3 separate regions of the Homo sapiens genome follow, and regions 1 and 3 are each linked to region 2. Evidence: chromatin loops called from intact Hi-C (ENCODE). Cell type or tissue: PC-3. All regions are shown on one strand.

What was found. A loop is a pair of places that touch in the nucleus more often than their neighbours do. Peaks named below come from ENCODE experiments on the same cell type or tissue, not always from the same donor. Only the 100,000 strongest peaks of a DNase experiment are listed, where the experiment ranks them.
Region 1: a loop joins it to region 2, with 4 times the contacts of the local background. A loop is called at or near these places in 3 of 110 quality-filtered maps.
Region 3: a loop joins it to region 2, with 7 times the contacts of the local background. A loop is called at or near these places in 8 of 110 quality-filtered maps.

The regions. Positions count from the first base shown.
Region 1 is chr1:49,627,345-49,635,344 of GRCh38, reverse strand. The region is part of intron 3 of AGBL4 (AGBL carboxypeptidase 4); the gene reads left to right. Among named protein-coding and RNA genes, the nearest start is that of AGBL4-IT1, 160 kb to the right of the region's middle. In PC-3, a CTCF peak has its summit at 4,986 (motif pointing right); no DNase peak of the experiment used is centred here.
Region 2 is chr1:48,911,718-48,919,717 of GRCh38, reverse strand. All of the region lies in intron 5 of AGBL4 (AGBL carboxypeptidase 4), which reads left to right. Among named protein-coding and RNA genes, the nearest start is that of BEND5, 140 kb to the right of the region's middle. In PC-3, a CTCF peak has its summit at 3,027 (motif pointing left); DNase peaks (open chromatin) are centred at 3,017 and 3,397; H3K27ac peaks cover 428 bases.
Region 3 is chr1:48,568,340-48,576,339 of GRCh38, reverse strand. The region is part of intron 11 of AGBL4 (AGBL carboxypeptidase 4); the gene reads left to right. Among named protein-coding and RNA genes, the nearest start is that of SPATA6, 100 kb to the right of the region's middle. In PC-3, a CTCF peak has its summit at 3,503 (motif pointing left); a DNase peak (open chromatin) is centred at 3,499; H3K27me3 peaks cover 1,668 bases.

The DNA.
Region 1 (8,000 bases), 720 kb before region 2:
AGATATATGTTTACTCTAAGCTCATGAGAATGCTTGCCTTTGTTTTTCTCTAAAAGATCTCTCATTTTATCTTTCATATTTATATCTGAAGTCTATCTGGAATTAACTTTTGTGTATGATATGAAGTATGAATTAAAAGAGAGACATGCAGCTTTAGAACTCAGCAAATGCCACGTAGGGAAAATGAGCTTTGTGTTTGAGGCCTTTCAGTTTTCCATTTTGTCATTCAAGCCTTTGATTACTGCTCAAAGCTTTGCTGATTTTCTTTCAGGGGCCTTCTTCTTGGGCTAAGCCTGATCTTTAGCCTGAATCCAGAATCATAAGATACCCTCAAAGGAAGAAAAAAGATTGGCAATCATCAGTTCACCTGAGAAAGTTGCCTCTTTGGAATTTTAGACCATCAAATTCTCTCTACGTTTGCATCTCTCTGATGCCTCAACAGTATTGTCTATGTAATTTAAGTAGCCTCTTCTCATTTTTTCGCAGTAGGAACATTGGACTGCCTTAACTTACTAGAACCACATGGATATAGAAATTTATCTTACTAGAACCACTTGGAGATAGAAATTTGCCATCTCATGCCGGTTAGAATGGCAATCATTAAAAAGTCAGGAAACAACAGATGCTAGAGAGGATGTGGAGAAATAGGAACACTTTTACACTGTTGTTGGGAGTGTAAATTAGTTCAACCATTGTGGAAGACAGTGTGGCAATTCCTCAAGGATCTAGAACCAGAAATACCATTTGACCCAGCAATCCCATTACTGGGTATATACCCAAAGGATTATAAATCATTCTACCATAAAGACACATGCACACATATGTTTATTGCGACACTGTTCACAGTAGCAAAGACTTGGAATCAACCCAAATGCCCATCCATGATAGACTGGATAAAGAAGATGTGGCATATATAGACTATGGAATACTATGCAGCCATAAAAAAGGATGGGTTCATTTCCTTTGCAGGGACATGGATGAAGCTGGAAACCATCATTCTCAGCAAACTAACACAGTAACAGAAAAGCAAACACTGCATGTTCTCACTTTTAAGTGGGAGTTGAACAGTGAGAACACATGGACACAGGGAGGGGAACATCACACACTGGGGCCCCTCAGGGTTGGGGGGCTAGTGGAGAGATAGCATTAGGAGAAATATCTAATGTAGATGATGGTTTGATAGGTGCAGCAAACCACCATGGCGCCTGTATACCTATGTAACAAACCTGCAGGTTCTGCACATGTATCCTGGATCTTAAAGTATAATTTTTAAAAATGCACACTAGATTTTAAGAAAATAATGTAAATATCTCAAAAATAATTTTAAATTATTGATAGTATGTTGAAATAATATTTTGAATAAATTGACTTAAAATATTATGAAAAAAAATTATTTTAATAATTTTATTAAAATATATATAAAATATGTAATATTTACATATATTATATATTACAATAATATATTTCATAAATTATTTAACTATATGTAACTATATTATATAATATGTATTTTGTAATATATACTACTATATAATTTTTAATTTACTTATGCTATGAAATATTTAAATATACATGTATTTAAAGTAATATTTGTCTTTGATTTTAATTTATAGTGTGATCATGAAGAAATAACTATTTCTAAAAGGCAACATTTTATCTGCTTTATTTATTTGTTTATTTAATTTTTTGAGACAGTCTCACTCTGTCCCCCAGGCTAGATTACAGTGGTGCCATCATAGCTCTCTGCAGCCTCAAACTTCTGGGTTCAAGTAATCCTCCAACCTCAGCTTCCCAAATACTTGGGATTACTTACAGGCACACACATTTAATGATTAGTTTATCATTTCTCTACTTACCTCTTATTATTTCTTTACTGTATTATATCTTTGTTATATATCTAATTTGAGTCTTTCTGGAAAGTTTTGCTGTTGTTATTCTAGTATTCATATTTTAACAAATCTTCCTTGAGCCCCTCCAATATGTCAGTCTGTGCTAAATTGTTAAATAGACATAAGTCCTGCTTTGTTGGCTTTTGCAGGCTAATGAAGGATGTGGATATCAATTTAAAAATCATGTATGAATATAAAATAAGTTCCAAAATGTATCTGATGCTGATGGCCCAGGGTCTGTACCTTAAGAGTCACTGATCTAGGTTTATCAATGGTGTTGGCTAATGTATTTTCTCTCTGGGCTAGTGTAGATCTGTTTTTGGTATTTCATTTCTGGATTTTTTATTTTTTTATTTTTATTTTTATTTACTTATTTATTTTTTGAGATGGAGTCTTGCTCTGTCACCAGGCTGGAGTGCAGTGGTGCAATCTCAGCTCACTGCAACCTCTGCCTCCCAGGTTCAAGCAATTCTCCTGCCTCAGCCTCCCGAGTAGCTGGGACTACAGGCACGCGCCACCATGCCTGGCTAATTTTTATATTTTTAGTAGAGACGGGGTTTTACTATGTTGGCCAGGATGGTCTCTATCTCTTGATCTCGTGATCAGCCCGCCTAGGCACACTGTTCTAGTGTGGCCAATGATGAGCAAATATTAGTGGCCTAGAAAGGGAAGTGCTTCCTGTTTGCTCACCCATAGAGGATGTAATGGTGAGTGTTTTTTCTTACTATGACAAAGGCAATTCTGTGTTTATGTGGACCAGTGGCAGAAGCCAGACAGCCTGTGTGCATGCAGCCTGATTGAATGGTTTTACTAGCAAAATGAAGGAAATAGGAGTATCTCCTTTGTGTAGGGAGAGCTAAAGATGATGTCTGAGTGATTCTGTGGGCAGCTAAGGGTTTCCCCAGACCATGTGAAAAGGCAGATGAGCTTCCAAATACAGAATCTTCTCATAGGAGGACAGATGAGCTTCTAAGACAAAATTTTTCCACATGGACCAGAGGGAATCTGTTGACATATAATTATTCCTCTGGATAATACTGGTCTTGTTAACTAGTTTTCATTCCTTTTCACTTGTAAAATCTTGGTAGAATTCCAAAACCTGAGGTATACATGTGAAATCCCTCTATTTTTCAGAGGTAGTGGTGAGAAAGGTTCCCCCTTCCCATAATAATTGGGTTAACATAGCAAGGAAATTAGAATAAAAGGGTTTCCATGTTTTTATGTCACCATATTCCCAGACTCCCTCTGGAATATTAAATCTTAATATGACCCAGCAAACTCTCTCAACCCTAAATTTAAGTTTGTCCCTTGTTTTCTATTTAGGTTCATTTTCTCTACTACACTCTTAGTTCCTTGATGTTGTGAATCATGTCAGAACATCTCAGAGTTCTAAGTGCTGCACATATGTGGCAGCCATAAAAATGTGTCACTCAGATATATTTTCATGACTGTGGGGAGCATAGTTGACTAATAGCCAGAATTCTGCTCCCCTGGATCCACTACCACATTCGTCCTGAGGCCATACATCCTGTAGGTTGCTTCCAGCCAATGACTAGGCATAGTAGGAGTACTAGGAGTCTGCTTGCAAGGACTTTTCTGATGGCCAACTTTGGCTACAGGACTTCCTATTGATTTGATGTAACTCTCTTAGAACCATGTTGCAGTATGAGATTCTTCACATTCAGTTCTTCTTTCTTCCTCCATCCATTTTCAGATATGGTGCTTTGTGGTCTGAAGGTCATCCCTGCTTCCTTTCCCTTAGTCTTTCACAGGCATTTCTCCCAACAGGTAGTGAGAATGGGTTTTGGGTTCTGGAAATGGTTCAGTCACAGTAATGATATCATCCTGGGTTTTATGTGGGACACAAATATTTCCTGGCACAAGGTGGCCACACAAATGAGGATTTCATCAATGATGAAACTGAGAAAATGTGCAAGTGGAGAGGATTGTCTTGTAGGTACAATGATTTGGGCATTTTAAAGATAGGAGAAAAACATGTCTACAAGGACTGTGGAGTTAGCTAATTATTGCTAAATTCTGTTGATGCCCTTCAGAAGAATAATGAGAAACTGAGGTCAATCAAAAAGCAATTAAGGGAGAAGTGTGAGATCCAGTGAGACACTTTGGTAGTTTACAAAGAGGTCCATTCTCCTGCAGTAGAAGAGTGGATTCAGAGGAGAAGCAGATTCAGGACTTGTTAGAAAGGCACAGGTTTAGAAATGTTTAAATGCCCGTACAAAGTAGGTCTATTACACTAAGATCAGAGACCTCATGAGAAAACCCAGTATCCTAAATATGGGACAGGGACATTTGGATGGACACCTTAGAGTTTTGGGCTCTGCAGATCCCTCTGAACATGCACAGCTTTGGGAGTTAGTCCACCCATCTCTTGTAAGAACTGGCACTACCTTGGTGCTGGAATATACTGCAGAGGCTGTTTCTCTGCAAGGCAACAGGTGCCCCTTTGAGGAGCTACTCTCTCAACTCTTGTCCAGCCACCAGGCTAAAACTATTGCTACTCTCACCTCTTGTCCCTCTACCAGGTTATAACTAGGTTTAAATGGTTAGCTATTTAACGATTAAAATACTACTACTACAAATAATACTGAGTCCAACTCTTTGACTACCTCTCCTATCATCATCTGTGGCCTGCAAAGGTGATCCATCATTAAACTTCTAAGGAGCTACTGGAGTAGCTCTTCAAAAGGGCACCTAGCTAGAATTGGATGTTTGATAAGGAAGCACAGAGGTTATATACTAAAGGTGCTATAACAATTAATTAGCCTATCTGCCAGGAGCCAGGAGATTGGGTTTCGAGGGTGATTGATTAAACAGGCTAGAAAGTAAGACTGGATATGCAAGAATTAATTTACTTGGGTGTACTTTCTTATGATACAGGATTTTCACACCTAGGCAATCACACCAAGTACTGCTAGGGTAGCTCTTAAAAGCCTGAAGAAAGTGATATCTCATGCTGAGTGAAATGCCTGAGTACCCTGACACACGATAAAGGAAGAATAACAAGGCTGAGGAAAATAGGCCTGTTGGACAGGACACATTAAGTGACACCAGAAGACTTACCAGAAGACTATGTGCCACAAGAGGGCACACAGAACATGCTATACTCCAAGGCTATCAGAAATATAAAATGTATTCATGATCACTACACAGGCCACAGAGATTGTAGACCAAGACGGTCCCATACACTGTGTATTCCTGATGGCCATGGAGTGCCCATATCACTGAGAGTTTAATTATTGATCACCTTTGCAGACCACAGGTGATAGGAGAGGTAGTGAAAGAGCTGGACTCAATACTGTTTATGATAATGATGCTCTGAAGTAATATAGACCAGCTGGAGGTGTTTAACAACCAGGAGCCAGAAGGCCATAGTTATTTTAATTGTAGGCAAGGTCTGAGGACCATCAAAGGGGGCTTGACTTTCAGGGACTTGTGGAGATGTCTAATAGAGTGCAATGTCCCTATCGACAAACCAGATGGATGCAAATAAGGGTGCTGATTAAATCCACAATAAGAAAGAGGCAAGAATGGAGAATGGTTGATTTCCCCCCAAAAGTCACTATCTTTTCTCAGTTCCTGGACCTGAGTCAGTTTTCTGAAAACCATTAATAGAAGAGGTGGCCATGTTTCTTGGAGGGAGGACCCCGTAATACTATAGCAGATACATTTGTTAATGATTCCCCTAGTCCTCTTCCAAAGGGACTGATGACCATGTATTTGGATGACTGTACACTGAGGAACAGGGAATAATGAGACAGTTCAAGTACTATTGACAAAGCATCAAAATTGAGATTATATTCAATGACCCGAAATATCATCGTGGAGCCTCTGTTAGAGCGGAGGTTTCTGGGGGCCAATAATAAATGGAGTCTGGCTCACAGTGTGTCTGCTGGGTCCATGAACAACCCAGTGGCCATTTACCCAGTCCTCAAGTGTATAATTGAGATCAATATACTTGGCTATTGAAGTAACCTTTACATTAAGTCCTTGGCCCAAGGCGTAAGAGCTATCATAGTGAGGAAGGAAGACCAAGTGGAGCTCTTCAATGGGGCCATTTCCCAAGCCAGTTTAAATAAAAAATAAAATCATATCCTGCCATGTTGGGGGAATGGTTTAGGTTAGTGACACCACTAAATTTCTAAAGCAGAAGTCACAAAACTTTTTCTGTAAAGGACCAGATAGTAAATATTTTAGGCCTGTGGCCATGCTATCTCCGTCACAGCTATTCAACTCTGCCATTGTATTTTGAAAGTTCCTATAGACAATATGTAAATGAATGGAAATGGCTGTGTTCCAATAATGCTTGATTTATAAAATCAGGCAGCTTGTTGGATTTGACTTGCAGGTTGTATTTTGATGACCCCTTTTTAAAAGGATGCAGGGTGGTGGTCTCTACCATATTGCCATTTTATTCTCCAATTTGGCCCTTGAATAAACCAGATGAATCCATAAAATTAAAAACTATGACAAACTCAATAAAATCATTTTTCCAAATGCAGCTGCTGAGTCTAACAGGGTATCATTGTTAGAGAAGATTAAGAAGGCCTCGGGAACATAGCAGGCAGCCATTTCTTTGTCACACATATTCTTTTCTATTTATATTTGAGAGAAGAGGGTCAGTAACAATTTGCTTTTACATTGGATAGAAAACAGTATGCATATTTACTTTTGGTTTCAACCCAAGACTATGTTAAGTCTCCTGCCTTCTGTCACAATATAGTCCAAAGACATCTGGAATACATTGAACAGAACATGATATTGATCCATTACTTCAGTGACATCATGCTGATTGGATAGGATAGGAAGGAGTCGATTGCTCATCCTGGAGGCCTTTATAAGACACAGTACACCACAGGGTAGGAGATAAACCTTTTGAAGATTTAGGAACCCCATCCTCTTCATGTAGACTTTAGAGGTGCAGTGGTCAGAGGCATGCCCTTCAAAGTAAAAGACAAATAGCTGCATCTTTTTTATTACAAAGAAGAAAGCATAAGATCTGGCAGGCCTCATTCAGTTCTGGAGGTAACACATTCCATTCCATACATATATGCTCTGGCATATATGCTTGGTTATACATAAGATTTCCAGCTTTTATTGGGACCTGTGGCAGGTCCAGGTTGTGTGAAAAGTTCCTCTGTCCCTTGTGCTATGTAATTTGGAAGACTCTATGTTATTGGAGGTGTAGTTTTGGGAAAAGATATAATGTGGAGTTTACGGTGAGCTGCAAAAGGAGAATCACTACATAGGCCACAGAGATTTTAGACCAAGAATATACCATTCACAGTAGAGAATTATGTGCCTTTTGAGAAACAGCTCCTGGCATGTCACTGGACCCTGATAAAGATGGAACGCTATGCAAACAGGTATCAAGTGACCATGCATCTGGAACTCTTAATTATGAGCTGGGTTTTGTTAGACCTACAAAGTCATAAAATTGGACAGGCCCAGCACCAGCTTATCTGCGATTGGATATCTGGGATTGAGTTAAAGCGGATCAGAGGTCATAAGTAACTGCCTTATGGAAATGGTATATCTGGGATTGAGTTAAAGTGGATCAGAGGTCATAAGTAACTGCCTCAGCAGGTAAACTGAAGTTCTGTTTAATCCAACACAGTTGCATCAGCTCCCCTAATCTAGCTTTCACCTATTGCCTTATGATCTTATCCTATATGACCAGGTGAAGGAGGAGCAATAGCCCTGGGCTTGGTTTATGGATAGGTCAGTTCAGTATGTTGCTGAAAGCAAAAAATATATGGTACCTGCATTATAGCCATATGCAGGGTGGTTAACAAAAAAATGAGAGAAAAGAAATCATCCTATCAGCCAGGGACTATAAGTGGTATGCCTGGCTATATCTACTTTGTATGAAATAAAACATAGCCTGAGGTAAGAATGTACATAGATTCCCAGGCGGTGACCAATGGCCAGGACAATTCATCAGGAGCCTGAAAGGGGAAAGATTAGAAACAAAGAGGTCTGGGGTAAAGGTGCATGTGATTGGATAAATGGGAGTAGGCACACTCAGAATGTTTTACTGAGACATATTGATGTCTCATCTTGTCATTTTTGCCTACTGCACTATTTAGTGCC
Region 2 (8,000 bases):
CATCTAGTGGGTAAGAGCCATGCATGCTGCTAAACATCCTACAATGCATAAGACAGCCTCCCATAGTGAGGAGTTACCCGATCCACATTGTCAGTACTGCTGGTGTTGAGAAACCCTGATCTAACCCATTTGTAGGTGTCTGACTTTCTTTCTTTGACCTGTGCATTGGTGGTCTGTGAGCTCTTTGTAGACTTGAATGATGTGTTGCTGGTGATTCCCTTAATAGATTCAACATAGTAGAATCTCAGTTAATATTGCTTGGATGGGGAATAAATTCAGAGTGCATAAATCAGGCAATGTGTATATGAGAAAGAGCACTGGACTATGGACCAGGAGACCAAGTTTGGTCAAAGCTTCACCAGCAGCAGGTAAATGTAAGACCTGAAATAGATTAGTGATTTTCAAATTGTGGTCCATGGAGCCTTAACAACATCCCAGCCAACTGCATCTATTTTATGCTATGGGCTTTGAATGTAATTTTTTCTGTACAGAGAGTTCCATAGCTTAAAGAATTTGTAAACCACTGAGATAGTTCATCCCTACAGACACTTTTAGACCAAAATCCCTCTGAAGACTTCTTAGAAAAGAACAAATATAAAGCTCCTATTTTAAAATAGGCTCAAAGAATGCCTCTGTGACTACAGTTTATTTTCTCCAGACTTGGAGTGAGTCCAGTGGCCTACCTGGCTTCCTTCTATTATGGAGACTGCTCAGCTCCTTGATCTTTTTGTACATGTGCAGCAAACAGCAGGTCTGCCTTCAGAGATCTGAATATTCAGAGAAGGGGACTTGGGGAGATACCTGACCCAGAACCCAACCCTAGGCAGCTTTTCCTGGCCACTCAAGAGAGATGCAGAGAGGTACCTCAAGTCCACAATGAGTCACTATGAAATTGGTATACAGCTGTGCTGACGCCCAGGTGAGGGCTCCTAGCAACTGTCTTAGTCCAGGCTACTATGGAAGTACCATAGACTGGGTGACATCTAAACAACAATTTCTCACAGTTCTGGGGGCTGAAAGTCCAAGATCACAATGCCAGCATGGTCAGGTTTCGGTGAGAGGCCTATTCCAGGTCACAGACTGCCATCTTCTTGTTGTATCCCAACATGGCTAGCTAGCTCTCTGGGGTCCCTTTATAAGGGCACTAATCCCACTTGTGAGTGCTCTACCCTGATGACCTAATTACCTCCCAAAGGCCCTGCTTCATAATGCCATCACATTGGAGGTTAGGATTTCAACATAAATTTCGGAGGAACACAAACATTCAGCCCATTGCAGCAACACACCAGGCTGCCTCTTTGGAGGGCAGTTGTTTCCGTCATCTGTGACACTTGGTCCACAAAGCAGAAAGGTCACTGACATCATCCTATCAAATCTCAACATTGTCATAGGAGAATGAGTAAAAACAAACACACACAAACAAACGAATGAACAAACAAATAAAGGAACAAGGCATTCCTAGCTTTCATATGAAGGAACTGGATCTCCCTAGGAGCTGGGGGATAATGAGGCCCCCACCCCTGCAGTGGACCTGCTTAACTCTAGGCTTGTCAGCACGACCAGCAATCCAATAAGGCAGTGCCCCGGCTGCGCCATTAGCTCATTAGGTGGAGGTGAGTGTCCGCATTGATCTGTTTATCTCCCAGGCCTGGCTGCTGGAGAAAGGCCAGCTGTTTCCCTGAGAGCTGCCTTTACCCTTGACTCATCACGGAGCATCAGGGGAGTCTGCTCCTTTGTCCCTTTCAACCTCAAGGTCACTGGAGTGCAAAGCAGAAGCTGGGCCACAGTGGTGCTTCCTGAGAGCTTCAGTCACTGCCTCTCTTCCTCTATCCTTTTAATCATCCCCTGGAGGTGATCCCTATAAAAATGATGAATATAGTAGGAAGTACCTGGGTTTGCAAGTGGACAAATCTGTTTCAACCAGGTTTTGCTACTTGTGTACTAGCTGTATGACCTTAGGGAAGTCATTTCACCTCTCTGAGCCCCAATTTTTTCATATACAAAACAAAGCTAACAGCATCTATATCAAAATATCATTATGAACATTTGTTGATATAAATCTGTGAGAGGACAGGCACAATGTCAGTTTGAGGCACTTAAGAAGTACCAGCAAATCTTTCTTGACCTGCCAGTTTTGAGACAGTGTTCTTTTAGGCAAAAGGATTGTGGCATATCTGTCAAGATTTGTTCATGGGAGTTTTGTGAGATTTATGTGAAAATATCTGGGATAGTACAGCTGCTAGGTAAATGATGTATTCATAGAGGGCTCATTAAGGATAAATATTATCAAAAATGTGTGATTTTTTTTTCTACCTCCAGCTTAGCTGGTTAAACATTTCAACCAGCCTACACATCTATTGTCTCATAGGTAGCATCTTGGTCTTGAAAACTAAATTGCCTAACGAAGTACAAATTAATTTTATTTAATTATTTTAAAAGTAGGAATTATTTTTAAATAAATGTATTTTATAAATAATAATTTTAAATAAATTAATCCTTTAAAAAATAGTTCATTAAAACATCAAATATGTGACCTCTTGGTCAGCAATAAGAACAGGTCCTGGATTATACTGGGTAATATTGGCAAAATACGTTTTCCCAAACTACTAGAACTACATATTTTCTACTTGATTGCATCTCCCCAAAATGACTAATATCCCTCTCTTCATCTCCTAACATTTTCCTTCTTTTTCTGCTACTGCTGAATTCTTAATGTAATTTCATATTTTAAATATAAACATTCATTATAGAAAATTTATACAAATAGAATTTAAATTTAAATTGCTGCTAATTCTACAAGTCAACATATCAGTCACTGTATTTCTTACCAACCTCTTTTCTTTGCATCTCTGATTATTTCCTTAGAATAGCACTCATTCAATCCTTATCAAAGGCATTGACAATAATTTATTAATCACCCTTAAAGAAAAACGACCCCTTCCCAAGTCCTAGGCTTCATGCTACTTTGCTAGAGTCTGGGATACCCCCTGGTGGAGGTTACAGAACATGACCAAAACCTGTCACAAATGCCCTGATATGGAAATTCAAGATTCTGAGTGCACAGCCTTTGGAATTTGGCATCAGCAAGGCTTGTCTCTCATCAGTCACAGGTTTTTTTGAACAAGGAAACATCAAATGCAAGAAAGGTATCTGTGTGTGTGTGTGTGTGTCACACACACACAAAAAACGGAACTACAGGAAATTTAACTGAAATAAGCAAATTAGAAATATCAAGAAATCTCAGACCTAAAGTTGTTTTCAATCTGAAGCTGTGGAGTAAGCACAGGGCCTGAGTACCCCAGTTGCCCCGCCTCCCTCTCCTCCCTGTGCCTGCAGCATAACAAAGTGAGTAGAGCATGTTTCCTCTGTGGCTAGAGATGTCCTAGATCAGAAATCTGCCCATTAGGACACTAGATGGAGCCAGATGGGAAAGTTTATGCTCTAACTGCAGGGGAACCATTTTCCCTGTACTTTCCTTTTCAGGAACAGTTGCATGATATGGCTGATCTCGCAGAACGTCTATTTCTCTGACATTCTTCTTCAGTCAAGCTGCCTTCAGTCAATCATTCATCAAACATTCACTAAGCCCTTGCCCTGGGCCAGATATCAGGATATATGGCTAAAACAAACACAGTTCCTGTTGTGGAAGAACTTATGGGCCAGTGAGAGAAGCTGCTGATTAACAAACTGATCTTCCTTTACTTTCTTCCACTCTCTCTAGGCTCAAGGCAGCTAGGCCCAACAGCATTGCCTGACCATGCACTATACTTCTGTATCTCCTTGCTTTGTTCTTACATTTTTCTCTTTCAGAGAGAAAAATTTAATTTTTTTTATTTTATTTCTTTTATTTCTTAGTATCTAAATCTTACCCCTATCAGGCCCAATCCAAAGGCTTCCTTCCCTGGGAGACCTTCCCTCTTGTTTCTCACAGAGAAATCCTCTTTGATTCCTTCTATCCTTTAGTACAGCAGTTCACAAACTTGAGTATGCGTCAGAATCACCTGGAGAGCTAGACCCCACTCCCAGTATTTTTAATTCAGTAGATCTGGGATTAGCCTAAGAACTTACGTTTCTAACAAGTTCCCAGGTGATGCTGATTCCGCTGACCAAGGGAACACACTATGAGAACCACGTTTTTTAGTGTTTATTGAGCACTAACAAGTGCCAAGCATTATGCCACATATTGGTGATATCACAGTGACCAAGACAGTCCCTGGGCTCAAAGCTAGCACAGGCTGGAGATGGGAGATATAAACAAATAGGAAAATACTTTTCTGTGCTACAGGAGTGGGGACAATGTTCCAAAAGTACAAATAACTATGTAATTAACTGTCCCTGTATAGTCAAGAAGACCAAAAATTTCCCAAAGACAGTGGCATTTGAGCTGGCCTTGAAGGATGACTAGGACTTCACCAGCAACAGAAAAGGTGAACAGCATGTACCAAGGCATAGTGGTACAAAAAGCCATAGCATGTTCCAAATGCAACAAAAGATTTATGGAGGCTGAAATGTGGGGAGAATGGGTAGTATCTTCAGGAATGTGAGGATTAGAAGAGATGAAGCTGAAGAGGTTAGTACAAAGTCTTGAATGTCATGCTAAAATGTTTCTTTTTCATACTCCAGGTAATAATAAATAACAAATAAGTAAAACAGAAAAATAACACGATAGAGATTTCCTCACGGACGAATCAGTCTGCTTTACAGAGGAATTTGGACTTCCAGTGTAAGACTGATTTAATTGGTTTAGTGTGGGGTCAGATCTTTGATATTTTTTAAATCTTTGCAGGTGATTGTAATGTGCAGCCTGGGTAGAGAAATACTGAGATATATGAAAGTTCTTGGCTCAAAGTCTGACATTTTCTGAGAAACCCTGAACTCTTCCTCTTCCTCTTCCTTATGTGTCAGACAGTGTTGGGCACTACACTTGTCTTGCCTCTGCACTAACCTACTGGGTGAGTGCAGGCAAAGTCTCTCTTTTTAGTGCTTGACTTTCCTCATCTATTTAACAACATCAACTAAAAAACTGGTTAACAGTCCTTCTTCCACCCAACTCACAAGGCTTCTAGGACATGAGAGAATGAACAAAAGAACATTTTATAAACATAGTATTAACTACATGCCTGTGTTATGAAGGAGAACTGCCTTCACATCAGCTTTGGTAAAGTCTCTTCCATATTAAAATAAAACAAAAAATAACTTTCTTAACCCCATGTCCCCTCTAGGTTTGCTGACTTTTCTTTCACAAAGTTATTTAAAAGAATTTACTATATTTGCTACCTCCACTCCCTCATTTCACACTAATTCCTCAATCCTTTACAGATTGGCATCTGCCCCACTCAACTTTACAGAAGCTTCTCTGGTCAAGGTCAGCAAATGCTGTTCTGTTTTTTTAATGACACTGCTGACCATCCTCTTCATCTGGAAACACTATTTTCCATAGGCTACTGTGACATAGCATTCTGCTGAGTGCCCTTCTATCTCCTCCACCACACCCTTCCAGTCAGTTTTGTTAGCAATTCTTATCTAATGTTCAAATCTTAGAATTCTTCAGGGTTCCGTCCTAGGCTGCCTTCTCTTCTCGTTCTCCACAGCCTTCTTGTATGATCTGATCCCCTCTCGTGGCTTCAATTATCATTTCTCTGCAGCAGACACTCAAATCTGTGCTTTGCTACTTTGTTTTTTCTTGAACTCCCAATCTTTCCTCCAACTTCCCACTTGATATCTCCACTGTGATATCTCAGGCACCTGAAATGTGTTTTAAAACAGGACTCATTATCTTTCCCCAGATTCGAAACCAACCCTTCTTCCACGGGTATGAAAATCCCATGACAATCTACTTGGATCCAGAAACCCTTAAGCCAGCAGTCCCCAACCTCTCTGGCACCAGAGACCAGTTTTGTGGAAGACAACTTTTCCACAGACTAGGTCAGGGCGAGGGATGGTTTTGGGATGTTTCAAGCACATTACATTTTTTGTGCACTTTATTTCTATTAATATTACTTTGTAACATGTAATGAAATAAGTATACAACTTACCATAATAATTAGTGGGAGCCCTGAGCTTGTTTTCCTGCAACTAAAACAGTCCCATCTGGGGGTGATGGGAGGCAGTAACAGATCATCAGGCATTAGATTCTCATAAGGAGCCCACAACCTAGATCCTTCACATGTGCAGTTCACAATAGGGTTCACGCTCCTATGAGAATCTAAGGCTGCTGTTGATCTGACAGGAGGTGGAGATCAGATGGTAATGTGAGTGATGAGGAGGGGCTGTAAATACAGATGAAGCTTTGCTCTCTAGCCCGCCGCTCACCTCCTGCTGTGCATCCCAGTTCCTAACAGGACACAGAACTGGGATTTGGGGACTTCTGCCTTAAGCTATCTATGACTCCTCTCACTCCCCCATCCTCAACAGCAACAGGACTCAATCACTCACTTGTATTGATTCTGATCTTCCAAAAATGTCCTTTCCCCCATTACCTCTCCACCACTCTAGTTTAGATGACCATCATGTCACTCCCCTGCTTAAAACCCTCTGGTGACTTCCCATATTCTTTTTAACGTGGCTTCCAAGGTCTTGCATGATCCAGTGTTTCCTACATCTTCAACTCATCTCACTCCTCTCCTCTTTACATTTCTTCCTGTAGTGATATAAAACTTCATAGTTATTTGAATGCATCTTGCTTTCTTTTCCCTCTGGATCTTTCCTTTGTCAGAAATATTTTCCTTGCCCCTTTCACCCTATCCTAGCTGTCTCCTACTTGACCCTCAGAATTAAGTTTATATGCTACTTCCTTTAGGACACTTTCACTGACTCTTATGGTCTGAGTTTATTATCCCTTACGTTTATTCTAATAGACCCCTATTCCTACTCCTTTCATAGGCTGGTCAGGCTGTTTATCTGTCTCCACAACTGTTGTGCCAAGCTCCTAGTAACCTCAATAGGGAAGGCACTAGGTTGAAGAGGCCAAAGAAGAGACCCAAAGCTAGCAAACAAGACATGAGGTTTCATTAGGGGCTTACATACAGGGGAGAGAGCCCAGTGGCTGGACAGGAAACCACCTTATGTACAGAAATGGTGCAATGGCAGTGAGCTGGACCAGATATCTGCCTTGCATACAGTCCATTGGCAGTGGGCTGGACAACATATCCACCTTACATACAGTCCAGTGGCAGCAGGCTGAACAACATCATATCTGCCTTCCTACAGCCCAGTGGCAGTGGTCTGGACAACATAACCCAATGGCAACGTCCTGGGCAGGAAAACCATAACTGCCTGCAAACAGCATTTTTGCTTAACACTCTCCCTCTAGCAATCTTCAACTGGCAACCTTCATTTAACCCCAAACCAACTCCTCAATCCTCTGTATGGCTTGTGCTCAATGGGATGAGCTGGTGGTTCAGATGTTTGTCATAGATAAGCAACAAATCTCCAGGCTGGCCACTCCTGGATTCCCTAGCATGGAACACATATTCAGGTACCGATGCTATACAGGATAAATCTAAGGGTATGCTTACATTGTTGCTGTCAGGTGTGTTTACCCTACAACCACTAAACATGATAGCGAGAACTAGACCATGGTTTTATTATGATTGTTCCCTATATTTTCCGTGGCTAGCATAGTGTCTGGCATATCACAGATGCTCAGTATATGCTCTTTACATGAATGAATGAGTGAATGAGTGAATTAATATTAAATAGAGGGAAATGAGAAATGATCTCTGCCCTCAAGCAGTTCACAGTTTATCGAAATTGTTTATAACAGAAGATGCAATTATAAAAATAATGCAATTATTTATAACAGAAGATGAATAAAATAAGTAGTAACTCAGGGTCCAATATGCTGTAGAACCCTAAGGAAAGGAAAAGGAGAAATTACTTTTAACTGGCAAAATTGGTGAAAATATTTCAAAGAAGGTAGCACTGGAGCCAGCCATTGCTAATAATATGAACTATAATAATTTGGATGACAGTAACTACCATATATGAGTGCTTATAAT
Region 3 (8,000 bases), 340 kb after region 2:
AGGAGGGGAGATGGTTTCAGGATGAAACTGTTCCACCTCAGATCATCAGGCATCAGTTATATTCTTAAAAGAAGTGCACAACCTACATCCCTCATATGCATAGTTCACAATAGGGTTTGCATTCCTATGAGAATCTAATGCCAGTGCTGTTCTGACAGGAGGAGGAGCTCAGGTCATAATGATCCATCACCTGCCACTCACCTCCTGCGGTGCAGCCTGATTCCTAACAGGCCACAGTACCAATCCATGGCCAGGGGCTTGAGGACCCCTGCTCTAAAGAGCTCTCATGAAGCAGAGGGAGTAGATCTGTTCTCTGTGGCTCTAGAGGCTAGAACAAGAGCCAGTGGGAGATAGCTCCATTCTGAACTTTTGTGGGGAAGATAAGGACAGGGAGGGTCTGGAATCCAAGGCTACACTCACTGAGCACCTATGCTGTACCAGGCCCTATGCTGGTTTCTGGGGATGCAGAACTGAGTGGCTGTAGCCTATGCATGGTGAGGTTCCCAGGTGGTGGAGGAGATGGGCAGGAGAGTGACTGCAGGACAGTTGTGACAGATGGGAACACAGGACATGGAGAAAAGAAGCATCTAACCTAACCTTGAGGGGATCAAGGGGTGGGAGGAGGTGCAGGAAGGAAGCACCATCACTTTTACCAAGTCTAGAAGGATGAGAAGGGAGCAAAGTGCTCTGCAGGCAGAGAGACTAGTTGTGCCCAGTCCAGAGAGCTGCTTTCCTCCTGTGGACATGTCTGGGCCTTGGGTGTGAGTTAGGGAGTGAGAGGCAATGAGGCCGGAGAAGGCTATGGGAACCAGCTAGTGAAGCACCAGTGACCCACAACCACACCAGTGCTGCCTGGAGGTCACTGTGGCAGCAGCGGGCAGGATGAGTTGAATGGGGTCAGTTGGAGATAGGTGAACATATCGTAAGTAAATGCCACAGCACCTCACCAAGTAACACCCGCCTGCCCTTCTAACTCTTTTCATCTTTAAAAGGATGTGTTCCTGGGAGATCGGCTCTGAAAGTAAATCTAAGGATCTCCTTCCTCCTGATTCCCCTCGGGAGCCCAGATCCAGTTTGTCAGATCATACTGTCTGGCCAGAAGTTTGGGATATCTCCTAGTGGAATACTGGGTATTGGACAGTATTTTGATGTGAGATTCATGAGCCACATACTTTATTAATCCAGTCTCTGCTGCTGACTTGCTGTGATCTCGAGCAAATCACTACCCTGCCCGAGATCCCATTTGTAAAATGAAGGGTTTGGACAAAGGGCCTCCATCCTTCAGGCTCATTCAAAGGGTTTATTTAATTTAGATATAACATTTATTGAACATCGACTACGTGTAGGACATGGTCATCTTAGGATTTGCTGTGACCCCTGGGGCCACAGGGCCATTCTCTACAGGAGCACAAACTCTCCCTTTCTTTCAGAAAGACGCTAAAACTAGCATCTCATACCTCACTTCAGGCTGCATGCCCAGCCAAGACATGCTGCCTGTCTGGGATTTCTTATCCATCAATATTTTCCTTAAGATGATAAATGTGCTGCCAATAAGAGGAGGCAGCTGCCAACTCTGTCTGAGACAAGGGCCTTTAGCTGGGGTTGTGGCCGTGCTTGGCTTGTTGATATGTCTCAAGAGACAGGAGGTGGGAGTTGTGGCTGGGAGGGATGCAAGTTGGAACTTAGAGGGAGGAGGAGGTCAGGACCACTGCTCTCAATCCATGCAGTTTTGGCCATGAGTCAGTGGAGAGGAGAGAGAGGAGGTAAAGGATGCTTGGATGTCAGTTCAAAAAAAAAAAAAAGAAAAGAAAAGAAAAAAATATACATATTTTTATGGTATTTATGAAGCTCCTGCAGAATGCCAAGACCTGGGTAAGCCATCCAGAAATAAACAGCATTCATCAGTGTATAAAGTGTATTCGGAACCATCATTTCATTTGATCCCCACAGCAATCCGTAGAGATGAGTATTATTATCTCTATTTTACAAACAAGGAATTCAAGGGTCAGAGAAGGAGGTGCATTTTGTCTCTGTGTTCGTATCCTAAGCCAGGACCAGTCTCAGCCTCTAGAAGTACAGAAACTCAGAATTGGATTAAGAGGAAGCCTGTCCAGGTGGAACAGTGCATAGGTGGTGGGGCAATATCCTCACAGAAGCTTGAACTTGTTTCTTCTGATATTAAATCCTCTGATTGCTCCACTAAAAGACACTTTCTTTGAAGAAATCAGCCATATGATTGAGAAGCTAATAGCTGAGATATAACAGATGCCATCGTTAATAATAGAATGAAGCAAGCATAGTCTTTGGAGCCAGGCTGACCTGGGTTCAAATCTCGGTTCTGCTATTTACCAGTTGTGTGAACTTAGGCAAGTGACCTAATCTCTCTGAGCCTCAGTTTGTCCATCTGTAACAATGATTATTATATTTACCTCACAGTGTTGTTTTGAGTAGATGGAAGCAAAACAAATTCTCAGGTGCCTAATAGATTACCTGGAACATAATAAGCACTCAATAAACGATGCTCTTATTATTATTATTACTAGCCAAGTACCCAGTTGGATGAAATCTGAATAATAAATTCCTAGGTTATCAGAAGAGATGAAATCTGTTTGGATTATAGGTTTCATGGAAACTTCCATGAAGGGTTCTTAAGATTCCTAAGAGGTTCTTCAGATTCTTAAATAACAGCTTTCTTAAAGGTGTGTTCAGAGTACTCTGATACCCCAATAGAAATCTCTGTCCTCACGTGCATAGTTTGGAAATTTTACCAGGACAAATTCATTTAGGATTAGTCTCAGGACTCAGTCTACAGTCAAGATCTGTGACTAAAGCCAGGGTTCAGTCTGTGACTGGGATTTGGTATTTGATGCTCTGCTAGAAACAGCATATATTAGCCCTCCTTAGTCTGGTGTTGAGGAAATATGTTATGATAAAGAGTTAAGACACTTGGGTTCTCATCATGGAATTTAAGAACTGGAAAGTCCAGTGATTTTAATTTTTTAATGTGAATGTAGACAGCTGACACTTCATCTGTGCCAGTTTCCCACTCTCCCTACTGCACCTACCTTGTAAATATCCGGGCAGATCAAATGGCATAGTAAGCGAGAAATGATTTTGAAAACCGTTTCACCCTGGACTCAAAGAAGGGATGATTCCTGGTGAAGGGGAAGAGCAGGAGGGGGCTGGGGAGAAGTTGGAAGCATGTTGCTCTATTGGACAGAAAGATCTAGAATAGGGAAGGGGCAGGGGCAGGGCCTAGAGGAGGCGCTGGGCCGGTGTAGAGGCAGCCACAGAGGACCCAAGTCAGTTTAATTCCCAGCCTGTGTTAGTAGGGATGTGCATCAGAACCTAGCTCCATCAGAAGGATACTGGCCACAGGGCTGGTAACCCACTGAACTGAGCAACAGTCTGGACTCTCTCCAGCTCCTTCCCTCTGCCACTTGTCTTTGGGGGACCACAAGCTGCGGCTTTGTTGCAGTTGCCTGAGGTTGAAGTGCCCTCTCCTGGCCCCCAGGGTGCATGGCTGCTGTGAGAGGCTCCCTTCCACATCGAGGATTGGAAGGCAGCCTGGTCCTTTGTCAGGGCTAAGACCTATGCTCTGGAGGGCTTGAGCTATCTTTGTGGGGCTGGAGACAGGAGACGCACCCCCCCTTCAGTTCTCCCAGGTCTCTCTCTGCATAGCATTCCTCTTCCCTGATAGGTCATCTCTCTTTCCTCTTTCATTCCCCGTTTTGTTTTCATTTTTGTCTTTTTGTCTTTCTATTTGACTCTCTCTCTCCCACACACACACTCACACACACTCACACACACACACAATTTGCACATAACTTTATTACACCCTCTCTTACCTTCTCCACTTTTTATCTTCTCCCCCCACCCAACCTCCCTTCTTTCCTCCCACCTCTTCCACTTTTTTTTCTCTTTTTCTTCCGCCTTAGCTCCCTCTCTCAAGGCGAATAGTGGAAATGCATTGCACTAAATACATATTTAGTATCAGAAACTCAAACAAGAAGCCACTCTGTCCTCTCTTAAGTGGAGAATTAAGTATTCTCCACTTCGATGACCTTGAGCAATGCTTTGTGCTCTGACACCTTAACTGATGTTGAGGATTGAATGAGGGGACCTGTGTCAGTGCCTTTTACAGTGGCCTCTGACCTGGGCAGGGGCTCGGTAGTCCCTGTCCTTCCTCATATCCCTTTCAGCCCCACTCTGCTGCCTCCTTCTTTTGTTCTTTTCCAATTCTTCCTTCCCTCTCTCCCTCCTTCACTTTCCCCATTCCTCATACCATAGTTCAGATTCAGATTCAAATAGTGTAATACCTATTGAGCTTTTCATAAATTGGGGACTTGACCTTCACCTTGAAGGAACTGTTTTTGGGGTTCACTGTCTGTCACTTCTGCCTCCCCAAGAGAGGACAGAGTAGCTTCTTGTTTGAGTGTCTGATGAGGGGCTGAATTAACTGTGAACTGAGTTAAGGGACAACCAGAGGTTGTCAGCATGCCCAGAGGAGTCTCTGTTCCCAGTGTGTCCTACAGGAAAGGTTTGTGGTGAGAAAGTAATCTCCCGAGGCCCACATGACATCCTGGTGGATGTGTCCATGGGCCAGTTATTTTAATTTGCTTGCTCATTTATTTATCACTTGTGGTAAATTATAACAAAAGCACCTGCCACAATAAAGCAATGAAAGGCATTTCCTAGCCCTGAGCTCTTAAAGAAACATCTCACCTGGGAATCCATGTGGGGGCCCAGTAGGAGGCAGTGGCCTCTGGCTTCAAGAGCATTCCTTCAGCAGATGCCAACATGAGTGTCATGAGGATGCCTCTCATAGTGTCCCCTGATGAATGCCAAGGGCACAGTCCCAAAACACAGTGCAAGCACGCAGCTGTCTGAAGTCTAGCTAGACACTACACCAAGGCAAATGTGAGTAAAGTGCATCCTTCACACCATCCTCTGAGACTATCACATCTTTCAGCCCAGCTATGGAGAAAGCCAGGACAACTAAGTGGTGCAGGGTCAGGCAAAGGCCAGGAATGCGGGGATTTGAGCTGATGTGGCTCAGTGGTTGGGAACTCAGACTCAGAAATCATACATGTCTGGTTTCAGATCCTAGTTTTGCCACTTCCAGGCCCTGTGTGACTTTGGGCAAGTTACTTCACTGCTCTGAACTTCATATATCTTATCTGTTGAATACAAGTAATGGTACAAACTTTTCAGGGTTGTGGTGAGAATTAAATGAGCTAATGCATGTCAGTACCTAACACCGTGACTGGCTCCTGGTAAGGGATGATATCTATTATTACGCCTTACAATTCTGTGTGCTCGCTTCATGGGGATCCCAATAAGTCAGGGATCTGCTGACCAGGTGGTTGGGAGGCCATCTGATTGCCTGGATGGAGAACTGTCTGCACCACTACAGAGGCACACGAAGCCAGATGACCAGTTTTAAAGCAAAAGAGGATTCTTCTTTTGAGTTCCCTCATAAGAAAGTGTGACTGTAGTCGACCCCTACTTATACGCACTAAGGCAGACTGGAAAATCTCAAGCACACATCCCCTTGGCTAAGCACTTTAGTGATAGTATGTGCGAGTGGATGTCTGGGATTCTGGGAATGCACAACATTTACAGCATGAGGAAGGCGCCTGAGTTTTAGAAAGCTGGGAATCTCTCGAGAGAAGAGACAGATTTACTGTTTGCCTACTATGTGCCAGATACTGTGCTAAGTGCTTTATGGCTTCTTTAATTCTCATGGCAGCGTTATGAAGCAGTCACTATATCTTACAAGTAAAAAAAAAACGTTAACCCACGATATTAACTTACCTGGAGTCACCAAACTTGTATGAGGCATAGCCAAGCTCTGAACCCAAAGCCCCAGGATTCCACAGCACTGTTCTTCCTCCTGTCCTCACATCCAGACTGCCTGTGAGATTTCACCTGCCCTGTCCCACCTCTCACAGCCCTCCAGCCCCTACTGCTCCTCAAAGAGGCAGCAGACTGCGAAGCTGTGGCGGGACAGACCCCTCTCTCCAAATGTGGTGCACATTGCCTTCACTCTGCTTTGGTTTTCTTCTGAGTGACTGAGAGTTTCTACCTGGCCTAAACTCCTCCATACCTCTTCACCGGAAGGTGATTGTTGAGGGAAAGTTACTGGGCTCTGTTGAAAGTCATTTTTAGATTCCAGAGCAGGACAAGAAGGAACAATGACTTCACATGTGCATGACTAATTCAAAGAACTTTCATCTTCAAAATGTCAAACTTTATGGTCAGTGGCTGTTCCACAGTGAGCAGCAGCACAGTGAATATTAAACTACCAGGATGGCAGGGCATCTAGACTGGAAGTCTTTGTAAGGGCAAACAATCTCCAAAGGTGATGGCAAGTGCGGCAGGCCAGATTTGAAGTACAATTTGAAAACACAACTTCATTGTAAGTGATTGACCACCTGAGATTAAGATGTTCTAGGTAAATGGCACATATTAGCATGAATCTTTACTACAACCCCAAAAGAGTGGCATTATGGTCCCATTTGGTGATGGCGGAGGGTTGCGGGGCAGATTGATGCTCAAGGTAATTAGGGGATTTGTCCAAGGTCACATAGCAAGTATTTCTCCTGATTCGCAAACCCAGGTCTGTCGGCCTCCTCCAAAGCCTGCTCTTTTGCTACCACAGTACACTGCTTTTTGACTTCATGGCTTTAAAGCAACATGACCTTATCCATGTTTAGACCCACCAGTGACCCATCAATTTGTTCTAAGAAGGATTTGGAAGAAGTTAGTAAGGACCTACTTCATGTAACCTTAGGTCTGTGTCAAGAAATAAGGCCTTAGAAACAGTCCATTAGGTTCTGGGCTCCTGGAAATCAGGGAAACCAGGCTGGAATCCAGACTACCAGAAACAGCCTGTGTAACTCAGTAACTCCATTTTCCCGCTCTGGGTTTTCACTTTTCTACCTGTGAAAGTGTGAGAGTGAAAAACACAAAACAGATATTTACCAAGCACCTACTCTGTCACATGCCCTGTGCTGGGCATTGGCAATCGAAGATGAGTAAGACATTGCTTCTTCCCTTAAGGTGCAGTTGAATGAAGAAGTCTCTATATTCTTCCCTGATCAGACATTCTATGAACTCAAACTGCAACCACAAGTATGGATGATGGGTCAAGGACCTTCGACTCTATTCAGTGTGACTTAGGTCTGTTATAACCTAGACATAGGGTTTTGAGCTGTACCCTAATGGGCCCAGGGTCAAAGCATACACAGAGACTGGTGGGTCCAGGTAAAGAGGCTGGTGAGCACATTGAAATCAAAAGGACCAGACACTGGCCATTCATTTATTCAATTATTCACTCATTTGTTTAACAAAAAGTTTCTGAGCATTCCTTCTGTGCCAGGCCCCATACAAGGTGGCTGAGGACCCAGTAATGAGTCAGGAAAGGCTGTTGCATTCCAAAAGTGCCATCTTATGGAGAAACGGACATCCAAACATTACTATTAATAAGAGTACCCTGAAAGGACACATAAGGTAGAGAGGGGACATTAGGGAGAAAGTACATAACTCTGCCTTAGACAGGGATGACTTCATAGAGGAGGAGCCCGTGAGCTGAAACTCACAGAATGAAATGGACATTCTAGGCCAATGCCCAGAGACATGACACAACATGCTGTTTTCAGGAGCTGGAATTGTCTGGAGCTTCAAGTACAGGGAAGGGCTGTGGTTGGAGTATTCTTCCTAGCCCCACTAATGTTGGGCATACCTAGGTGACTTGCTTTGGCCAAAGGGACACTAATGGAACTAACTCAGATGGAGGCCTTCCATGTGCCTGTGTGGTTTGGGCTGGCACTTGCCACTCCAGTGATCCTCCACGGGAAGAGCATGTCACGGGAGCCACTGCCACTTCAGCTCTACCCCAGGATGAACAGGGAGAAAGGCAGACCTGAGTTCCACTGTGGCCTGGAGCCAAGCTAGCCTAAAGCCCTATCTTCTGGTCATTGATTCTAGATCAGTCA